Regions from separate parts of the Mus musculus genome. Here region 1 is linked to region 2. A link is a loop called in an ENCODE intact Hi-C map of the cell type or tissue named here. Cell type or tissue: gastrocnemius. All regions are shown on one strand. Links, peaks and the distances in the headings refer to the core of each region. The heading gives the core; the rest is flanking DNA.

Region 1 (8,343 bases), core at 136-8,135, 110 kb before region 2:
TTACCTATAACCCCTAAGTTAGAGTTTTATCACCTACTGGTAAAGTCTGAACTTGTCATTGATGTTCTCATATCTTGGTGTTCTCTGGACCTTTGTCTTCACAGTGGCGGCAGGTTCTTTCTACATTCCTTTTTTTTTTGTTCATCAGAACTCCTCTATAAAGTTATCAGCTATATCTAATTTTCTACATTCTTTGTTTTCAAAGTACTATGTATATTGTATTATAATTGTATGCCTGTCTTCCCATATTATTCTGAACGTCCTTAAATAAGCGTCATGTATAGGAGCTGAGTTATAAATGTTTACATGAATACAAATGCATTAATTATATTAGGTATGTAATTGTATTAGGTATGTAAAACATGTTACCTAGAACTATGAGTGAATTTTTATCTTATTATCTACTGCACTGACAAAGGCAACAAGGTTACTGTAGTTTGTGGTGGTTACTAACCATTGTCATGTCATTGTACTTGTCAGGATATTTTCATTGATGTCAAAATGCACGCTTATATTTCTGGAGCATAGGTTTCTTTCTTTGGAAAAAATAACTTCAAATGAGAACTATTTGCTAAATGCCAGGGTTACATGTTTAATAAAATGCTTGTTGACATGAACTTTTTAAATCATATGAGTTTATTAGGTATGATACCTAGTTATAAGATTTAAAAAAAAGTTTAACCACAGTACCTAATGTGTAAGCCAGTTAATGTAGAGACTGTATACATATAAATATGCAGATGTTTCTAGGTTAGTAATTACTGTATAGTGAAAACAGTTTGCAATCAGATTTATATTTTTAACTTGGAAATGTAGGTAGCGCAAAGTGAAGCTGAAAAGAAATTGAAGAAAGATGACAAGAAGAAAGAACTACAAGAGCTAAATGAGTTGTTCAAACCTGTAGTTGCTGCACAAAAAATAAGCAAAGGTAAAATTTAAATACCAGCAATACTATTTTGATTCCTTATAATTCTTGTTTCAGAGTTGATCTGTGAGGAGCCAAAGCTTTAGGACCTTTAGGGCCTGGTCTCAGTTTCCAGCACCCATAGCCAGAGGCTCAGTCATTCATGGCTCCAGCTCAGAGGAGCCAGTGCCTGGTACCTCAGTCACCAAGTACACATATGCCACAAATGGGTGCATGCAGATAAGCGTTCACACATACAAACAAAGAAACTTTTTTTTAAGGCTTTTATTTGCTATGTGTCTAGTGTTGTGATATGTGCTTTTTAGTACCAGCACTCACGAGGTAGAGGCAGGCAGAGTTATGTAAGTTCAAAGCAGCCATAGCTAAACAAGAAGACCTTACCTTGGAAAAATAAAAACAATTTGATTGTTTTCGAAATTTCATTCTTGTTTTGATGCAGAGGGGTGTCTTTGGGAGCCAAGACAAAGCCGTGGTTGTATAAATTATAAATCACATACATATTTGAGGCAGTATTCTTCCATTATGTTTTTCTTTGCCTCCTGTCTTGCTGACTCCACAGGAAGAGACTACAGAATAACCTGTTTGGTTTTCCACTTTAGCTGTTTAGCTTGATAAGAATAAAAGAAAAACAAATAGATACACAATGCTATGTAAAAAGCTGTAAAGAACTCTCTAGCCAAATACCTTTAAATTGTATTTTCTAGAACATTAGTAAATAGAAAATAATAAGCTAGGCGAATGTGATTATAGCCTAAATACAAGCAGCCTATAAGAAAGACAGGGCGGGGGCATGGAAGAGTAACAACCAATATCCTCCAACAGGAAGAGAGTCTTGAACACGGGTTACCTGCCTGTAATAAAATATTACTTCCAATTTGATACAGGTGCAGATCCCAAATCTGTGGTGTGCGCATTCTTCAAACAGGGACAGTGTACTAAAGGAGATAAATGTAAGTTCTCTCATGACCTCACTTTGGAGAGAAAATGTGAAAAACGAAGTGTTTACATTGATGCAAGAGATGAAGAACTTGAAAAAGGTATTTCTTCTTAAGTTTAAAAATAAGTCCTTTTTTTTTGGTTTCTTACTAAGATACATAGTAACATTAGTACAGTATTACTAATACTACTATTGTTTGCAAAGAACAAAAATTTAAATAAATGGTGCTTAGAATACAGTGATTCAGTTTCGATTTGTCTGCCTTTCTTCCCTCCCGTGCTACCATCTTATTTATATAAGCTGCCCTGGGAGCTTGGATTGATAGTTTGTTAATATTGTGTATGCGTATCTTTGCTGCTTCAGAGATAATTGTTACATTATGAATATTACAGTGGAGTGTTCCTGTCTGTTCAGAGGCCTATGTTGTTGGAGGAGGAGATAAAACCTGCTTATTGTGTCTTTATTTAGATACTATGGATAATTGGGATGAGAAAAAGCTGGAAGAAGTAGTAAACAAGAAGCACGGTGAGGCGGAAAAGAAAAAACCAAAAACTCAAATAGTATGTCCTTTTCTTGAATTGAGTTGCTGTGGCACTTATTATTAGGGAGAATTATGTGGCAAGGTATTGATGTTTTGTACTGGAGTGCTGAGGATTAGAAAATCACGTCTCACCAATATAAGCTACAATACGCCCTGCTTTATTTAGTTTTGGAGTTTTAATTAGATTTTGTAACAAAAGTGGTCTAAAAACTGAGTGACTAAAGTCTCCTAATGCAATTTTCTGGAGTAATTCTACTTCGACTATGGGCCAGTAATGGCCAGTTGCAAGTTTGATGCAGGCCCAGGCTACAAATACAAACTCTGTCTCAGAAAAGCGAGATGAATACAATACACTAAGATAAGACTCTTCTTGGGTGTGATGGAACTACACCTAGTAAGCCAGTCCACTTAATGAACTGTTTTATTTTAGTACTGTGGAAGTTTTTTAATTACTAGCTCAAAATAATTTTTACATATGAATTAAAAAATGAGGGCTTGGATAGTGGTATCTCTAATGTTCTGGGAAATCTCCCTTGAAAAACTCAAGGTTATTCCTCAGCATCCACATATCTATACCCTGAGTACACATCTGAGTGTCACATCTGGAGAGGTTCTGCTCTACTAGGAGACTTAAATACGTTTTGATTCATAAACACTCCTTGGGTTTTGTTTTGTTTTGGGGCGAGACTGGTAAATTATTTTTTGTTTTTTGTTTTGTTTTACTTGTAAAGGTTATTGCCTGACTGGCATAGTTGCACTTTGAACACATTTGTGTTTGAAGGATTGCTATTTTTCTATTGTGTTCCTTTTGGACATTACATCCTTATGACTCATATACAGAGTTGCCTATTTAGTCAAATAATCCCATTAAGGTTTATGTCATAGGCGTTTTCTTGGTTTGGCTTAGTTTTTTTTTTTTTTTTTTTTTTTTTTTTTTTTTTTTTTTTGCTTGCAATATTAGAGGTTAGACCATGGGCTAGATTTATTTTTAAAAGTTAGACGTTTGGATTATATTTACAGAGACTAACTGAAACTAACTGTAAATTATTATATACAGAGTAAATAAAGGCTTGGGGATTTTGCTGGTCTACTTCGTGGTGCGGTTTTTTTAATTATGTGTAGTGTGTGTGGTAGGTCTACATGAGCATATGTGTCTATAGAGGCCAGAGGCCAAGTCAGATCTCCTGGAGCCAGAGTTGTAGGCAGTTGCAAGCCTCCTGACATTAACCACTGAGCCACCTCTCAAGCCCCTGGTGTGGTGTGGTGTGGTGTGGTGTGGTGTGGTGTGGTGTGGTGTGGTGTTGTGTTTTGTTTTGTTTTGTTTGGCATGGGGTCTCACTTTAGGTTTACTTTGTATATAAGTGGTTAGCCTCAAGGTGTGTTTGTTTGTTCCACGTGCTTAAGTGAGATAGATTTACACTGCACTACCACTTCTAAATAATATTGTCTCTATAGGTGTGCAGACATTTTCTTGAAGCTATTGAAAATAACAAGTATGGCTGGTTTTGGGTGTGTCCTGGAGGTGGGGACAACTGCATGTATCGCCATGCACTTCCTCCTGGATTTGTGCTAAAGAAAGACAAAAAGAAAGAAGAGAAGGAAGATGAAATCTCATTAGAAGATCTAATTGAAAGAGAGGTAAACAAGCATCTTTTCTTTTAAAGGCTATTTTTAATTATGTTTGTAAATTCTAATATTTACCACTTGGGGGCAATAGCATGTTATAAAAGGGAAAATAATATGCCCTTTTCTTAAAGTTACTGTACTTAAATTACTCTTGAGTATCTTAAGTGTAAATTTTACCATATATGTTAGCAAAACATTCTTTAACTATAAGAGGGTCCAGGGTTTATTTGTGCTATGGGATTCTTTAAGATGCTTGCTTGTGCCTTATGTTGATGCCTTTGAGGTTCTTTCCTTGGTGCTCCTTTTCTTTGTAACATTCTATGTGTGTGTGTGGAAGGAAAGCCCTTTTGGTTTTGGTTTTATGTGTGATCTCTCCAGTTCGAGGAGAAATAATCTGACAGAAGAGCCTCTGCAGCTGCTCTTCTCTAGTTCGGCAGAGCAGTGATTGGTCCTGAGTTAGAGACACTGAGGATAAGGTGAAGCTGAAATTATTTGAAAGTACTAGATTTAGCATCATTTGCTTCAGTATACATATAAGTGACTAATAGTAAATTTTATACATTCCTACGATGTTCCTGTTGTTTGTATGTCACTTAGAATAAGATAATAAGAGTGGCCCTTAGAGTCAAATACGATCTAAAAGAACATAGATGAAATGTGGATTTAGTGTGATGATTTTAAACCTATTACTTTTACCAACAGTTTCCCATAACAAAATTTTCTGCTCAGGTTGAGATTTACCTCGAAGTGTTGGGTTTTATGTGTGTCTGGGTACTTGTTTATCTCATTGCCGTGCAAAGAGAAAGCACCATAATTTAGTCTACTATCTTAGGGTGGCCATAGGGGCAGAGTTACCTACATTAAAAGAGAAATACTGCTAAACAACTATAAGTGACTTTAAATCTCTTACCTTTGCAGCGTTCTGCCCTAGGTCCAAATGTTACCAAAATCACTCTAGAGTCTTTTCTCGCGTGGAAGAAGAGGAAAAGACAAGAAAAGATTGATAAACTTGAACAAGATATGGAGAGGCGGAAAGCTGACTTCAAAGCAGGGAAAGCACTGGTGGTATGTTCCAGATTCCTACCAAATCCTTCATTATTTTATCTTACCCTTTTTAAAATCCAAGATCCAGTCTTTAAGAGTCTATGCAATATGTCTAAAATGAATGCTAGCATTTCCCTGAGATATTTGTGTGCCTTAATAGATCAGTGGTCGTGAGGTATTTGAATTTCGTCCCGAGCTGGTCAATGATGATGACGAGGAAGCAGACGATACCCGTTACATTCAGGGAACAGGTGGTGATGAGGTAAGAGGAAGTTTTGACTCACAAGTTTATCCTAATGGGGTGGGTAGAGAGAACAGAAACATGGTTAAAATAGTGCACCATCTCTGGGCCAGTCTAGGGTTCAAGTCTTTTGTTTTTTGAGACAGGGTTTCTCTGTGTAGCCCTGGCTATCCTGGAACTCACTTTGTAGACCAGGCTGGCCTCTAACTTAGAAATCCACCTGCCTCTGCCTCCCAGGTGCTGGAATTAAAGGTGTGCACCACCACGCCCAGCTTGGGTTCAAGTCTTCTTTCCATCAGTAAAGTAATTCCTAACCCAGGCTGCTGCTCAGTGATGTTTATATAGGGGTGCTTTCTTTATAGAACTTAAGATGGCACATAAGTTTAGTGCTATGTGCAGTAGATGTTTAAAAAAATAAACTATTTTTAAATCCCTTTAGAGTAATCTTTTTTTATTTAATTGTTCTGCAAAAACAGTCAAGGAATATATTTTTTTTTCCTAAAAATTTAAGGGGAAGAATGAGTGATCATTTATGGTATTAATAATAATTTTGTTTCCTGAAGAAAATGTGTTAAGGTTAAAGTGAGTTGAGGAACCTTATTTGTAACAACTTTGCTTTCTCTGTATGTTTAAAGGTTGATGATTCTATGGGTGTAAATGACATAGATATAAGCCTGTACGTCCCAAGAGATGTAGAAGAGACAGGTATCACTGTGGCCAGTGTTGAAAGATTCAGCACCTATGCGCCAGACAAAGACGGTGAGTACGCTACATTTTTCAGAGTTCTAAAGAACTAGGAAACTGTTTAGAGGGAATTAAACCAGCTTGGGAAAATTCGCATTTGCAGGTTCCAGACTGGAAATAATAAACGTTTGGCTAAATATAGAAGGTAGTAGAAGCTATAGAAAAGATATTTTAGTGCATACTGAAACCATTGACTAAACTTCTTAGAAGGAGACCAGAACCAAGTTTAGAGATGTAGCTTTTGAGTGTTACTCTAGAATTCTGTGTATTTACAGACAAAAACAAGGTGAAAGTCAGTCAGAATGAATGAGCTCGGTCAATCAGAGTGCTAACAAAACACTACGAGCACTTCAGTGAAAACATAAGAGACCTGAGTGTGAAAAAATAGTAATACGCTGGGCAGTGGTGGCTCACGCCTTTAATCCCAGCACTTGGGAGGCAGAGGCAGGCGGATCCAAATTCAAGGTCTACAGAGTGCATTCCAGAACAGCCAGGGCTACACAGAGAAACCCTGTCTCGGGGGAAAAAAAAAAACAAGAAAATAAATTAAAATAATAAGAATAACATCATTATAAGTAATCTATTAGCTCTAGTTAGGCAGAGGGTTACTGGAATAAGGTGCCTGTCTTACCATAGTGATAGGGAGAATGAGGGATGAGTGAGTACAGGCCAAGTGTCTGAAGCAGTGTGCTCATAGGGAAAGGACTTTTAGGATGTGGGAAATAAGAATCTGTGTGTCACAGAAAAGGGGGCTGAGTAGAGGACAAAAAAAATGACAGGAGAGAAAGGCGGCAAGACATGGAAGTGTAAATAATGATTTAGTATGAGATGTAGGATGGACATAAAGATTGGGAGTTTGTATCTAATCCCTTGAGTAATGGGTTTGACTACTATGTTAAGGATATGTGCTATGAAAGAAAAGCACAGAGCAGTACTAATTAAGGCAAAGGCTGGGATAGAAAAAACTAATAAACCTGATTTTTATTATGAAAGTATGCAAGTAAAAGATGGCCTAGTCGGCCATCACTGGAAAGAGAGGCCCATTGGACTTGCAAACTTTATATGCCCCAGTACAGGGGAATACCAGGGCCAAAAAGGGGGAGCGGGTGGGCAGGGGAGTGGGGGTGGGTGGATATGGGGGACTTTTGGTATAGCATTGGAAATGTAAATGAGTTAAATACCTAATAAAAAATGGAAAAAAAAAAAAAGAAAGAAAGTATGCAAGTTGTGACTTTAAGTAAATGGCCTAAAGTAAATAGACATGCTACTGTCATTTTGTGCCTAGTTAATCTAACAAAATGTATGTGGGCATTGACTGTTTGAGAACCAAATACTAAGTCATGTAAAAGACACAGAGTTATAAAATTTTCATCTTGCCTGCAAATGTCTACAAAAAAACAGAATTTCATAGTGGACACAGATAATTGGCTCAGAAAAGGAAGACCTGCCCTTGCTGCTTGAATTTCAGGAAACAAAGAAAATTTAGTTGCTGACATATTAATGTCTTCTATTTCTAGACCTTACTGATCTCATGTTTTGGGGGTTGGGGGTTGTTGTTTTAGAGAACAAATTAAGTGAAGCTTCTGGGGGTCTGGCTGAAAATGGTGAAAGAAGTGATTTGGACGAGGACAGCGGAGGGGGAGGACAGGAAAATGGATCCATCGATGCTGTTCCTGTTGATGAAAACCTGTTCACTGGCGAAGATCTGGATGAACTAGAAGAGGAATTGAACACTCTTGACTTAGAAGAATGATGAGGATGAAAACTAGGTCAGCTCACTAGGATCAACATGAACTGAGATTGACTCATTAATTGTTTGGCCACCTAGAATCAGCAGGATGTTTCTTTCCCCATGATGACCCTGGAGGGATTCTGTCCTCCACAAAAGGAGTACTAGCCCTGCGTCCTCTCTTCTGACCTTGACTACATCTCATAGTAAGTTCAGAGTAGTTGGTGATAAATTAAAAATGGTCATTACAGAAGATGATTGTCGTTGTAACTGTCCACTCATGTAGGAAGTGTAACCGCTTTCCCAGCTTTTGGTTTTCATTGGGCATGTGTAATTTCCAGAAACAACAGATTCACACTTAAGACACTTGCGTTTGATGCAGTTTTTAATGAGTGGTGTCCTTTCCTTTGTATTTATATGTTTTAGAGACTGCCTGAAAGGTGAGCACTGTACTTGATAAAGGAAACTGCATATGCAGATTCAGTATTGTACTTCTGTGGACAATTAGGTGGACACTGAGAATGGGACTTGTCAACCTGACAGGGTCAGCTACAGT
Region 2 (8,343 bases), core at 313-8,312:
TCAAAGAGTCTGAAGAGAATCACCGTGTCTCACCTTTCGTTCCTGTCTAGGTTACTCTGTGGCCGTGGGAGACTTCAATGGTGACGGCATTGAAGGTAGGAAGAACTTGGGTTACCCATCGTGTTCTCCAAATAAGCGCTGGAAACACAAAGGCTGGAAAGCTTAGCAGTTTGCAACCCTGGCTGTGGAACATACAGAAGGAAGAAAGTGTCGGAGGGGTGGGGTTGGGGGTGGGCAGGGGACAAGTTCTGCCTGGCAGGACTGCTGGGGGCTGGGAGGGGGACAAGTTCTGCCTGGCAGAACTGCTGGGGGCCTGGAGCTCTTTGCTTGTCCCTTTTGAGGCCCTGGTAAATTCTGTCTGGGTGGAGAGGCTTTTCCTCTTTTGGGTTATCTGTGGCTTGTGGTCATAGTCGGGAGCAGGCTGTACCTCCTTCCTCCTTGCCCTGCTTCCAGTGTAGCCACCTGGAAATCACATAGGTCCTGCTTCTGACCCCAGCCACAGTCTCATTTCAGCTAGGTATTGTTTTTCCCTACTGTAATATAACCTCCCCACCCCCCTTGATCTTTCTGTTCCTGTTTAATAAGATGGTGAGTCATTTGAGGGCTTACATGCATGTTTTTGAGTTCCTGGCTGTCCTTGAACTCACTCTGTAAACCAGGCTGGCATCAAAGTTAATCTGCCTACCTCCACAGAGATCCTCCTGCCCCTGCCTACTGAGTGTTGGTATTAAAGGTGTGTGCCACCACTCCTGGCATATTTGAGTTCTTAATACTGTTTTTATAATTTAAAATGCAAGGTAGGTTACTTTGTATCCAACATCGATCCAAAAGGTCTCTAGTTTGTTTTCTACTGAATTTATAAAATTTAAAGCTCTCTGGTAGAGTACCTCCATCTGTAAATTCCAGTGTTTGTCTTAAAAAATGAGTAATTAAGCTGGGCGTGGTGGCGCACGCCTTTAATCCCAGCACTCAGGAGGCAGAGGCAGGCGAATTTCTGAGTTCGAGGCCAGCCTGGTCTACAGAGTGAGTTCCAGGACAGCCAGGGCTACACAGAGAAACCCTATCTCGAAAAACAAAAAACAAAAACAAAAACAAAAAAAAGAGTAATTAAGTTTTTCTTTCTTTCTTTTTTTTTTTAAAAAAAAAAACTGGATATTTTCTTTATTTACATTTCAAATGTTATCCCCTTTCCAGTTTCCCTCTCTACTGGAAACCCCCTATCACATCCTCCCCCCCTGCTTCTATGAGGGTGTTCCTCCACACACCCACCCACTCCCATCTCCCCACTCTTGATTCCCCTACACTGGGGCATCTATTGGGCATTCATTGGACCAAGGTCCTCTCCTTCCATTGATGCCTGACAAGGCCATCCTCTGCTACATATGCAGCTGGAACTATGTGTACTCCTTTGTTGATGGCTTAGTCTCTGGGAGTCCTGGGGGGTCTGGTTGGTTGATATTGTTGTTCTTCCTATGGGGTTACAAACCCCTTCAGCTCCTTCAGTCCACTCTCTAACTCCTCTATTAAGGACACTCAGTCAAGTGGTTGGCTGCTAACATCTACCTCTGTATTTGTAAGGCTCTGGCAGGGCCTCTCAGGAGATAGCCATATCAGGCTCCTTTCAGCATGCACTTCTTGGCATCCACAATAGTGTCTGAGTTTGGTAACTGTAAATGGTATGAGTCAGTAATTAAGGTTTTATTCCCCCCCCCCCCCAGATTTTGTCTCAGGAGTTCCAAGAGCAGCAAGGACTTTGGGAATGGTAAGATGAAAAAGGGTGTTTTTAAACCTATGGGGGAGAATGGGCTGGGGAGATGGTCAGAAGATATCTCAAAAGCATGAGGTCTGCTATTTGGATTCCGGGTGGGCATCTGAAAGGAGGCCCATCACGCTGTAACCCTGGTGCTGTGTAGAGACAGGTGGACCCCTGCTGCTCACCAGCCAGTCACCATACAAATGAACGACTGCCTCAAAAAGGGATGAAGACACTCAACTTTGACACATGTACAAGCACCCTTCCCCTCCCCCCATGCCCATATCTCCACAAACATATTCATATGCCACCCCCATCTGTAGATATCATTAATTTTAAATATTTCTCTTTTTTTTGCACAGGTTTATATTTATGATGGGAAAAATATGTCCTCTTTACACAATTTTACTGGTGAACAGGTATGGTATTAAAATTCACACCCCGTTATGAAAATTCACTGAGGAGAGTGTAGAAAGTGAAAATACAGAAGTCATCTGCAGAGTAGCCTGACACACACTGCAGAAGGCCCCTCTTGCTGCTGCTGTTCAAGTCTGCATGACAGATTCCATTTCCAGTGTGTTATCTTGTGTCAGTCAGTGTTTTGTGGAAATAGTTTAATAGGTCCATACATACAAAGCTATAAATAGAATTATGACAGGCTTTGGGGTTTTTGTTTGTTTTTTGTTTTTCTGAGACAAGGTTTCTCTGGATAGTCCTGGCACTCACTATGTAGACTAGGCTGACCTCAAACTCAGATCTACCTGCCCTCTGCTTTCACTGCTCACCTGGTTTCAGATATTTTACCTTTGTTTTTATTTTTATTTTTTTTTGAAGGCAGGTGCTGCATTTATTGTAGCTCAACCTTTGTTTTTAAACAGAATATCATGGTTTAGCAAATCCTTTTGTCTCCGTATAATATAGCTTGTTTTTGTTTGCTGCTTTTTAAAAAATAAAACTTATACAAAAGCATAAAATTTCCTTGATATCATCAATGTTTCCTTAAAGAATTATCCAATTGGGGCCGGGGAGAATTACCCATGAAGCCTTTAATTCTAGCACTAGGGAGGCAGAGCCAGGTGGTTCTGTGAGTTTGAGGCCAGCCTGATCTGCAGAGTGAGTTCTAGGACAGCCAGGGCTACCCAGAGAAACCCTGTCTTGAAAACCCCATAATCAAAAGAAAAGAAAAGACAAGAAAAGGATGGCTTACGTGTTTTAGTTTTATCAGGTGCCAAAAGCACACTACAGGTGTGTATATTACTGATGACATATGCATAGCTGCATTGCAAAATATAAGTTCTTCATTTTAGTACAATCCTTTTGGAGTGAGTAGAGATGTTTTATAACATTCTCGTTTGTGTGTCTCAGGGAACTAAGTTACAAATTGGTAACGTCAAAGGAGAAGTTACACAGTGGGCAGAGAAAGGTCCTCCCAGTGTTGTATGGAGGCTGGAGCCTCTTTCCTGCTGTGTTAGGCTCAGAGAGAGGAGGGATGAAAAGCCTCATGGCTTAGGCCCTGCGATGATGGACATGAAATGTGTTCTGCTTATAAATCTAGAAAAATTAAAAAAGCCTCATTAACGGATGGCCATTGTCTTAGGAAGCAGACAAAAAGACCCTAAATGCACAGAGAAAGAAATCAGCCTTTCTCTAAGATATAAATATTAGTGTAAATGTTCATCTGGCTGAATGAAATGTAAATGTTTTGTTCTATCTTCTTCTTCAGATGGCTGCGTATTTTGGATTTTCTGTAGCTGCTACTGACATTAATGGGGATGAGTAAGTTTTAAAAAATTGTTTCCAGAAACCATTTTTCCTCTGTGTTTATAAGTGCTTGACTAAAACTAAACAGTGTTTCTTCTGTTTCTTTGTCTTCTTCCTGTTACTCTTCTGTCATTTTAAGAAAACAAGTTGATGCTCCCTAATAATAAATATGAGGAAATCCTTGAGTTGGTCCTAAATTTTAACTCTAACACAGTGGTTCTCAACCTTCCTGATGGTGTGACCCTTCTTCATGTTGTGGTGACCCCCAACTATAAAATTATTTCATTGTTACTTCATAACTGTAAGTTTGCTACTGTTATGAATCTGATGTTACAAATATGAATGGAAGTATCTGATATTAAGAATATCTAATATTCTGCCTCTAATATTTGCCTCTGACCCAACCAACCACTGGGTCAAGGCCAATCGGTTGAGAACCATTATCTTAAACCAGGACAATGTAATTTTATGAATAACCTACCATTGAGCCATGTAGTTATAAGAAGCCTGCAAACGGGTGGGAAGTGGAGACTGAGTGAAAAAGAGGAGTTTTAATAAGAATGTGCTGATGAGGAGCTGGAAAGACTGCTCAGTGGGTAAGAGCACTGGCTTGTCTTGCAGAGGGCTTGGGTTTGAGCCTCAGCACCCACTTGGTGGCTCATAACCACCTAAATCCAGTTCTAAGGGATCCAAAGCCCTTTTCTGGCATCTGAGGGTGCCAGGTACACATGTGGTACACAGACACACATGAAGACCTGGTACCCCCTTACTCCTAGAAGAATCAGGTGGATCTCTGTTAGTTTGAGTTCTGCCTGGTCTACAGAGCAAGTTCTAGGACAGCAAGGGCTACACAGAGAGACCTTGTCTCAAAAAGCCAAACCAACCAAGTAACCAACCAACCAACCTAACCAACCCAACCAACCAACCAACCAACCAACCAACCAAATAAAAAAACCCACCCATAGAATAAAATAGAAAATTAAGAGGAATAACAACTGTCAGATAGAGTTTGATTTTGTGTGTGAGGATGTTCTCTTCTTTCAGTTACGCAGATGTGTTTATTGGAGCCCCCCTGTTCATGGACCGAGGTTCCGATGGGAAACTCCAGGAGGTTGGCCAGGTCTCAGTGTCTCTGCAGAGAGCAGTGGGAGACTTCCAGACTACAAAGCTGAACGGCTTTGAGGTTTTTGCCAGGTTTGGAAGTGCCATAGCTCCATTGGGAGACCTGGACCAGGATGGCTTCAATGGTAAGATCCAAGCGCCTTTCTGTGTCACCAGAGGAAGTCCTAAAACACCATGTACAGGAGCTCCTATGTGCAAACCTCCCGGAAAGATGGAGAGCACATCACAGACACCAAATTTAAAACCAGATTGCTATTTCTTTTTCCTTGAAAATGAGCAAAAAATGTCAAAACTTGGCTTTCATGAGCTAGAGATGATTGAATTCTGAAAGGAGCCTCCAATCTCAGGGAGCCCTCTGCATCCTGCTGCCTGTCAGTGCCCTCTAGTGTCCATTTGCTTCCAAGTGAAAAACTACCTCCCAGCCTTTGTCAAAGCAGTAATGACTTAAAGCCTAACTCAGGCACGAGTTTCCACTAGAGGTTTTTTTTTTTTTTTTTTAAATAGTCGCAGCTTTATAGTGAAACCTCAGAGAGAGGTTATATATCTTTTCATGGGGACTTGTAAATGGCTTATGCTCATTGTGTTATGGTGGCCTTATATTTCAATAGTTTCAGATACCTTTTAAAATAAAAGTTGGCTTTTACTACACAGCTCTTTTCCGAAGCCTGAAATACAGATTAAAAATTAGATACATAAAATTTAGGTTACAAGGATTTTTGTAAAAGGATAGTGAGGAGAGAAGAATTGTTGGTTTCTTTGCATAATCAGCAATATATTTGGGTTTAAGCAACATATTAGAAAGTTATTAGGAAGAAGACTCGATAAATTCAGTGGTACAGATGACTCTGACTGCATAGTGGAAGGAAACACCTCCATTCCTGCCCTGTGGACAGCTGTGTGTCACAGGCCAGTTTGAATAACCTTAGAAGATTTCAGACTTAGGGAATAACTAGACCAGGGTATATTTTGCTTCCTAAAATAGTCTTAAAATTTTTTTTTTGTCATCAAAGAACATAGCATTCAACCTTAGAATAAAGCTTATAACAAGTTATGGAAAGACCACTGTAGGTCACTGCTCACTGACAGTAAAACCTGGAGGTAAGAAAGAAAACTGTATTTGATTTTCTACCTTGTGTAAAATTATCAGGTCCCTTTCATTTCAGCTGGGCTCTGTCTCCCAGGCTTTCTGGAACAACTAAGACAGAAAGCTGTTGCTTTGTTCCAAAGGTATTCCAGTCACTTTAAAGTCACATTTCCTGGATATTGTCATCTTGCTTTTCATATTTTTGTTATGTTATTTGACAGCATGTGTAAACAACAGCAAAAAATCTTTGAAAAGATTTTTACAAAGAAGTTTTACTGTTAGGAGATAAATACCTTAGGAGGTGTTGATGGTCTGTAGGGAACCGTGAATGGTAATTCTTTAGTGGAAGATTACCTGAGCCATGTTTATGTAAACATGCATTTTTGTGCTGTTAGTTCCAATCTCATTTTGTTCAGATCTGGTAACAGTGAATGCCTGTTTCAGTCCTCCACCTCACTAGGTACCAGCAAAAGGCGAATTAGTTACGTGTTGCTGTTACCAGATATGAAGCAACTTAAGGGAGTGTCTTAGTTAGGGTTTTACTGCTGTGAACAGATACCATGACCATGGCAACTCTTATAAGGACAGCATTTAACTGAGCCTCACTTACTGGTTTAGCGGTTCAGGCCATTATCATTATCATCTTCATCTTCAAGGTGGGAACATGGCAGCATCCAGGTAGACATGGTGCAGGAGGACCTGAGAGTTCTCCATCTTCATCTGAAGCTTGCTAGAAGACTGTCTCCCACATGGTCTTTTAGCCCATACCCACAGGGACACACCTACTCCATCAAGGCCACACCTCCTTATAGTGCCATTCCCTGGGCCAAGTATATTTAAACCACCACAGGGAGAAGGGTTTTCTTTAGCTTACAGTCTGAGAGCAGTGGCAGCAGAAGCATAAAGTACCTGGTCTATCTGTCTATCTGCAGAATGCAGAGCACAGATGGGAAGTGAGGCCAGATGATAAGGCCTCATGGCCTGCTCCCTCTCCCTGAAACACTCATCCACTTTCCCAGTCAGGGTCCACCTCTGTGATGTCCCACAGCTCTCCAGGTCAGCGCCACTAGCTGGCGACCAAGTACTCAAACACAGGAGTCTATGGGCTGAGGGACAGGACATTTCACAGTCAAATCACAGCAAAATGGATGTGGAAAAGGAAACATTAAGTTAGGCTTTGTATTGTTATGTAGACTCGGGTAATTCTGTGCAGTTTTTGTCATTATTGCCTAACAAAACAAAACAGAGGGAAGGGTTAAAACCTAAAGAGAATGCTCCACTATGGTCATAGCAGCCTTATTTATAGTAGCCAGAAGCTGGAAAGAACCCAGATGTTCCTCAACAGAGGAATGGATACAGAAAATGTGGTACATTTACACAATGGAGTACTACTCAGCTATTAAAAAGAATGAATTTATGAAATTCCTAGGCAAATGGATGTATCTGGAGGATATCATCCTGAGTGAGGTAACGCAATCACAAAAGAACATACATGGTATGCACTTACTGATGAGGGGATATTAGCCCAAAAACTTAGAATATCCAAGATACAATTCACAGAACACATGAAACTCTAGAAGAAGGAAGACCAAAGTGTGGATAATTCGTTCCTTCTTAGAATGGGGAACAAAATACCCATGGAAGGATTTACAGAGACAAAATTCGGAGCTAAGACAGAAGGAAAGACCATCCAGAGACTGCCCCACCCAGGGATCCATCTCACATACAACCACCAAACCCAGACACTATTGCATATGCCAGCAAGATTTTGCTGACAGGACCCTGATATAGCTGTCTCTTGTGAGGCTATGCCAATGCCTGGCAAATACAGATGTGGATGCTCACAGCCATCTATTGGATGGAACACAGGGCCCCCAATGAAGTAGCTAGAGAAAGTACCCAAGGAGCTAAAGGGGTCTGCAACCCTATAGGAGGAACAGCGATATGAACTAACCAGTTACCCCCTCCCCAACTCCCCCAGAGCTTGTGTCTCTAGCTGCATATGTAGCAGAGGATGGCGTAGTCAGCTATCAATGAGAGGAAAGGCTCTTGGTATTATGAAGATCATATGCCCCAGTACAGGGGAATGCCAGAGCCAGGAAGCAGGAGTAGGTGGGTTGGGGAGCAGGGCAGGGGGAGGGTATAGGGGGCTTTGGGGATAGCATTTGAAATGTAAATGAAAAAAATATCTAATAAAAAATTAATAAAAAAAACCTAAAGAGAACAGTAGTGCAATCCAGGGAGGAAGTGAGATCATGACAGTGCAAGTGGCTCCAGACAGCAGCAGAGAGGGAGACAATAACTGTGCATGCAATATTGACGGGGTTAGAAAGAGACAGCTCATACTAAATAACCCCATAGACTAGAGCCATCTTTTTCTGGGAAACTAATCAATATTTTCTTTTTTAATTAATGAATTTAATTAATTTTATGTATATGTATACACCAGACACACCAGAATATACTGTAGTTGTCTTCAGATACACCAGAAGAGGGTGTTGGATCCCAATACAGATGGTTGTGAGCCACCATGTGGTTGCTGGGAACTGAACTCAGGACCTCTAGAAGAGCAGTCAGTGCTCTTAACTGCTGAACCACCTCTCCAATCCCAGTCAGTATTTTC

What was found. A loop is a pair of places that touch in the nucleus more often than their neighbours do. Peaks named below come from ENCODE experiments on the same cell type or tissue, not always from the same donor. Only the 100,000 strongest peaks of a DNase experiment are listed, where the experiment ranks them.
Region 1: a loop joins it to region 2, with 5 times the contacts of the local background. A loop is called at or near these places in 27 of 42 quality-filtered maps.

The regions. Positions count from the first base shown.
Region 1 is chr2:83,656,200-83,664,542 of GRCm38, forward strand. It overlaps Zc3h15 (zinc finger CCCH-type containing 15), which reads left to right. Exons shown (of 10, transcript NM_026934.3): 3 at 817-928; 4 at 1,810-1,962; 5 at 2,331-2,422; 6 at 3,859-4,041; 7 at 4,948-5,094; 8 at 5,234-5,335; 9 at 5,950-6,073; 10 at 7,621-8,343. The coding sequence ends at 7,811. Among named protein-coding and RNA genes, the nearest start is that of Zc3h15, 16 kb to the left of the region's middle. In gastrocnemius, for the core only: a CTCF peak has its summit at 4,103 (motif pointing right); no DNase peak of the experiment used is centred there.
Region 2 is chr2:83,766,577-83,774,919 of GRCm38, forward strand. It overlaps Itgav (integrin alpha V), which reads left to right. Exons shown (of 30, transcript NM_008402.3): 8 at 51-95; 9 at 1,719-1,762; 10 at 2,116-2,172; 11 at 3,477-3,529; 12 at 4,559-4,761. Among named protein-coding and RNA genes, the nearest start is that of Fam171b, 42 kb to the right of the region's middle. In gastrocnemius, for the core only: a CTCF peak has its summit at 5,027 (motif pointing left); DNase peaks (open chromatin) are centred at 4,688 and 5,011.